Regions from separate parts of the Homo sapiens genome. Here region 2 is linked to region 1. A link is a contact called in ENCODE Hi-C or POLR2A ChIA-PET data. All regions are on one chromosome and are shown on one strand. The core of a region is the stretch at or near the end of the contact, and the rest is flanking DNA. Distances in the headings are between cores, read along the strand shown. Region 1 holds the start of FGR (FGR proto-oncogene, Src family tyrosine kinase). Region 2 holds the start of PTAFR (platelet activating factor receptor).

What was found. Hi-C counts contacts between places; a loop is a spot of excess contacts on that map. ChIA-PET counts read pairs that join two places held with the same protein, here RNA polymerase II (POLR2A). Pooled maps may share reads with other maps.
Region 2: a map with no recorded cell type shows a loop between it and region 1 (4-fold over the local background). The contact joins the promoter of PTAFR here to the promoter of FGR in region 1. A Hi-C loop is called at or near these places in 8 of 37 single-sample maps with no recorded cell type and 5 of 50 pooled maps. POLR2A ChIA-PET finds 5 or more read pairs at or near these places in 1 of 52 experiments (naive thymus-derived CD8-positive, alpha-beta T cell).

What each region holds. Positions count from the first base shown.
Region 1 is chr1:27,633,708-27,636,549 of GRCh38, reverse strand. FGR (FGR proto-oncogene, Src family tyrosine kinase) reads left to right here and starts at 1,365. Exons shown (of 13, transcript NM_005248.3): 1 at 1,365-1,485. RefSeq lists a silencer at 2,240-2,289.
Region 2 is chr1:28,175,290-28,178,131 of GRCh38, reverse strand. It overlaps PTAFR (platelet activating factor receptor), which reads left to right and starts at 1,442. Exons shown (of 2, transcript NM_000952.5): 1 at 1,442-1,540.

The DNA of each region.
Region 1 (2,842 bases), core at 116-2,615:
AGATTGAGGAGGGGTCAGGGATCCCTATCAGACAGAGAGACTGGAACTGATAGAGGATGCTACCGTTTCTCTTTTTGTTTTTAAAAATCTTTTTCCACATGTTCTAAGATACTCAGTTTTTCTTCCTTTTTTTTTTTTTTTTTTTTTTTCTTGAGACGGAGTCTCGCTCTGTCGCCCAGGCTGGAGTGCAGTGGCGCCATCTCGGCTCACTGCAAGCTCCGCCTCCCGGGTTCACACCATTCTCCTGCCTCAGCCTCCTGAGTAGCTGAGACTACAGGCGCCCGCCACCACGCCCGGCTAATTTTTTGATTTTTAGTAGAGATGGGCTTTCACTGTGTTAGCCAGGACGGTCTTGATCTCCTAACATCGTGATCCACCCGCCTCGGCCTCCCAAAGTGCTGGGATTACAGGCGTGAGCCGCTGCACCCGGCCTTTTCTTTCTTTTTTTTAAAAAAAGTCATTTTCTGCAACAAAACCCACATTCTTTTTTTGTGTTTTTTTTTTTTAAGGCAGGGTCTTGCTCTGTCACCCAAGGTAGAGTGCAGTAGCTCAATCACAGCTCACTGCAGCCTCGACCTGCCTGACTCGAGGGATCCTTCCACCTCTGCCTCTGCAGTAGCTGGGACCACAGGTGCACACCACCACACCGAGCTAACTTAAGAAAAATTTTTTTTGGTAGAGATGGTGTCTCCCTATGCTGCCTAGGCTGGTCTGGAATTCCTGGGCTCAAGCAATCCTCCCACCCAACCTCCCAAAGTGCTGGGATTACAGGCTGAGCCACTGCCCCCAGCCAGTTACTCAGTTTTTCTAAAACTTGGGTGCCTGGGGGAGGCTGACACCCTTCCCACTCCTCTGAAAGGCAGTTTCCTAAGGGAAGGGTCTTCTGCTGCTCACCACCCTTAACAGCCCTGTGTCCCCAGTGCTCAGCCCCTGAGGAAGGGAAGGCGTGCTGACAGGGTCCATGTGATCCATGTCCAGTGGCTCTGGTGACAGCAGTCTGAAGTCAACTGGCTGTGAGAACTCGAGTAAGGCCAGTCCCGATCTGGTCCTCAGTGATGGAGAAAAGCCCCTCTTAACCTCCAATTCAATGATCCTAAAAGAGCAGGTGCTTCGGGGGTGCTGAAACTGCGCTTTTGGAGGGGGCTTTTGGGAAGGCCGGGCTGGGGACTCAGGTCTGGAGGGTGACAGAGCCGACCTCCCGTAAACCAGGGAGGAGGAAGGTGGGGGCGGGTGGGCCTAGGATCTGGGGGCGCCTCCTCGCTGCGGGGAGCTGGCTTGGGGCTAGGGCGTGACTGTCTCCCTGCCACCATCACCGCCCGCCGGCCGTGACTGCAATAAGAGAAGTCCGAGGCGGCTTCCTCCTCCCTGCCCAGCAGGGGCGGCGGTCAGAGGCGGGCAGCACCCCAGTTCTCCCCGCACGCCGGCACTCGCGGCTGCTGGAGCCCCGGCTGGCTCACCCCGGGGCCGGGCAGAATTGGGCTCCAGGTAAGCGACAGCGTCGGGTGGGGACTGGGCAGGTCAAGCAGTGCCCTCCCCCTCGAGGCTCTGGAGAGAGGACTGGGGGTACACGGGAAGAGAAGCCTGAACCTGGGGGTCGGGGGACACATGAGCAAGGTGACAGCCAAAGGGACCCCAGCCCGAAAAGGCCTAAGGAGGAAAACGGGCGACCTGAAAAGCAAGGCTGATAAACCTGGAGGAGAGGGCGGAGGGGAGCACGGGGGAAGCCGACCAAAGGGACCCCCAAAAAGGTCTAGTGGGTAAAATGGAGGGGACTGATAAGAGTTTAGGAAGGGGGCTGAGGTGGGGGAGAAGGATTAAGGGGAATCCCCAGGACGGTCTGGGGGAGAAACTGAAGGGATCGTGAGAGTGGGACTTTGGGGAGAAGCCGACGGGTCTGATGGGTCCAGGAGAGGGGAAATGGGTGGGGGTGCTGGAGGGAACAGGAGAGGGAGCTGGCGGGAAGGGGGTTGAGGAGAACGACTTCTGGAGGACGGAGAACCTGGGGTGCAATTGCGGGTCCAGGAAGTTCCCCTCTTCCGAGCCGGCCGAAGTCGGGGTGAAGCCCACAGCCCGCAGGGTAACGTTAGCGGCCGCGACCGCGGCCCCGCGACCCTCTCGGCCCGCCCTTGCGGTAGGTTCCGGGCTGCAGGGGACTCCTGCCGGGCGCGCGAGGCGTGGGTCCCCGCTTCCTGGGGAAGTCCCCGCCCTCGGCAGGGACAGGCCTCTCCGGGCGCCCCCTCCGCGCCCGCGGCGGTCTCGGCCCGCGCTCCCCGCTGGATCCGGGAATTGCTGCCGCCCCGACGGAAATCCTGCCTTTGACCGCGAGTGCCCGCAGGGGCTGCCTCCAAGGCAACGAGAGGGCGGGCCGCGCTGGGCCGCCGCGGGGCTCCGGGTGGGCGCAGCCCCCTTTGCTCTCCGCCTTCGCCCCCTTTTGGAATCCTCGGTCTGGTGGGTGGGGGGTGGGCTTCCCGACCGAGGTAGGAGGCGATGCCGCTGTGTTCAGGGATCCTGGGGTGGAGGATCTGCTGTTTGAGAGACCTGGGTTCTTAGCAAGACTGGGCCCTTAATTGCTGTGTGACTGTGGGCAAGTTACAGGGCTTCTCTGGGCCTCACTTTCCTCATCTGAACTATGGTGAGAAATGATCCTTGTGTCCACTCTTCCCCCACGAGAATCAGGTGCAGAAAGCAGTTTTTGCTGAGTGTCCTGAAGGGTTAAGGGCTATCCCTGACTCAGCGAGCCTCCCCTTCACCTTCTCAAAAACATGCAGAGGAGGCCAGCCTGGGCAGCACAGGGAGACCCCCGTCCTGTCTCTACAAAAAAATATAGTTAGCCAGAAGGCTG
Region 2 (2,842 bases), core at 193-2,692, 540 kb before region 1:
CCTTATACCTGCCTTGCTGTGGGACCCTGGTCCTGTCGGGACCTCAGTTTCCCTCTCTGTGTAGGAGGTTGTTGGGTCGGCTGATGTATCTGAGGGACTTGCTTCTTTAGACAGGGTCCACCCCAGTGCCTGGTGCCTGGGGGTGCTCAGATGGTGCTTGTTGGTTGGTTGAAGGAATGAGTGGGTAAATGGACTGGAAACTGAGGCAGATACTCTGGCTCACCTCTCACTTATGCACACGGGATGCCCCCACCAGCTCACTTTCACACATACCCTCACACCTACACTCAGAGATTCATGTGCATTCACCATCGATTGTCCACCCCTCTTCACCTGCATGCTCCCATGAACTCATACGCTGCCAACCCACACCAGCCTGGGTGAAAAAAAAAAAGAAGAAAGTATGTCCAAATTTGAATCTAATCAAACCTGTTTTCAGAAAATACAGGAGACAGAGGAATAGATTAAAGGACCTCACAAGGAAGCAATCAACCAAGTCCAGAATATAGAACATTCTACTGGACAATGGAGCCAGTTCTCTCCAGAAATCAACCGCATGAACAAAAAAACAAACACAGGGCCAGGCTCAGTGGCTCATGCCTGTAATCCCAACACTTTGGGAAGCTGAGGCGGAAGGATCCCTTGAGCCCAGGAGTTTGAGACCAACCTAGGCAAAACAGGGAGACCCTATCTCTACAAAACACGGTCTCAGGGAGCTTCCACCTCCACCCCCACAGATCTGTTCCCATGGGGTTTCTGGGCTCAATGTTTCTTGGTCTCCAGGGAGGCCCTGCCCTGTCATGCCCCTGACCACAGTGGCTCTTCCGAGCTCCTCTCTTCTCCCTCCACTTTATATCCCAGCGGGCATTCTCTTTCCTCCACTCCCCTTCTTTTATTTTCTCTCTCACCCCCATCCAGAGACGCACAGACCCAAATGTGCACAGGCACATGCTCGCTGTCTGTGTCTTGTCATCTCGTCTTTTGTCTTGGATCTTACCTTGTCTTTGTCCCTGAATCTCCTTGTTCCTCTCATCTCTCCCGGTGTTTACATCTGTCTTTTTCCCTGAGCCTCGCTCCCTCCATCCATTCCTCCGCCCTCTCATTTTTTTTCCCGACTCCCTCCTGCCTCCTCCCTTTCTCCTTTGATTTTCCTGGTCCCTCATCTCTCCTCCCTCCTCTTTCTCACTCTCATGCTCCCTTTTTCGCTCTCTTGAGTACATGCACTTGCTTTCTCTCTCTTGCTTTTCCTCTTTCTCACCTTAGCTCCTGGCCTCGGGCGCTGTCTACACCCCACCCCATCCCTCGCTCTTTGAGAAGCCTCTGTGCAGTGCCCAGGTCCTGGCGGCCCAGCTTGGAAGTTCCTGTGGTACCCCTTGAGAGGCCCTAGGGCCACAGCATTTCCTCCCAGGGGTGACTTGGTAGTGATACGCTCTGTTTCTTCACTTCTGCAATTGCCAGACAGCATAGAGGCTGAGGCTGGGGCCAGGACCCAGACAGAGACACACGGTCACTGCAGCTGAAGCCGCTGCCCCTGCTACAGGTAAGGGGGAATCCTGGCCCCTGCTGGGCAAGGGGGAGGCATATAAAAATGTCCTCAGGAGGCAAACCAAGGTCATGCCCCCAGGCTGCACCTAAGCAGATGGGTGCTTCTATTTCTTTTCTTTTCTTTTTTTTTTTTTTTTTTTTTGAGACAGGGTCTCTCACTCTGTTGTCCAGGCAGAAGTGCAGTGGCGCGATCATGGCTCGCTGCAGCCTGGACCTGCCAGGCTCAGGTGATCCTCCCACTTCAGCCTCCCGAGTATCTGGGACTAGAGGCATGCTCTACCACGCCTGGCTAATTTTTGTATTTTTTGTGGAGACGAGGTCTTGCCTTGTTGCCCAGACTGGTCTCTAACTCCTGGGCTCAAGCAATCAGCCTGCCTCGGCCTCCCAAAGTGCTGGGATTGCAGGCTTGAGTCACTGTGCTCGGCTGCTTCTGTTTTTAAGGGATTTTTCTGGCACCTTTCTCAGGCCCAGAGTCTCATGTTTAGAAATAACTTCTAGTGTCCAAACATTCCTGGAGAACCCAACACCCAAGTTTGGCTTTTCTGAGGCTGGGGCAGTGCTGACCCCAGAGATCCCACTGGGAGGTGTTGATGGTGGTGATGGTGGCAGTGCTGACCCCAGAGACCCTACTGGGAGGTGGTGATGGTGGTGATGGGGGCAGCTTGGATCTCAGGGAGCCAAATGACATCTACTTGACTAGCTGTGTGGTCTTGGCCAAGTTACGCTCCATCTCTGTGCAGTTTTCTAAATTGTCAAATAATGATAATCCCATCTCCCCCACAGAATTGTCGGGTCATATAAAGGATCTGGTACAGGGCGGGGTACTTAGGAACTCACTAAATGCTAGGTTTGCGGGGTGGGGAAGGGGGTGCTGAAAATAACCAGGTTCTTATACACAGGGCCAAGCCCACAAACAATAGCCCCTATCAGGTCCCAGGTGCTGGGGACAGGGCCCAGGCTGGCACCCACCGTCCTCTGCTTGCAGGAGGTCCAGACATGGGGCTGTGCACTCACTCACTTGTGAAATATGACAGAACCAGCAGGCTCTCTCCCCACACCTCTGGCTGCTCTCCTTTAGCTCTGACTGAATACCCAGCTGTGTTCCAGGTGTTTGGGGTGGTGTGTGTGTTGGGGGAGGCGGTAGGGGTGGGAGGTGTGTTGGGGAGTGCTAGAGAAGCAAAAGAGACACCACTATCTTTAGGTGCTGACAAACCGCCGGAGAAAGAGTTCAGCCCCTTAGATGACTGGGTCCTGGGCCTCAGGTGGGCATCCGGGGTTTCGATCTCAGCTCCTGCTG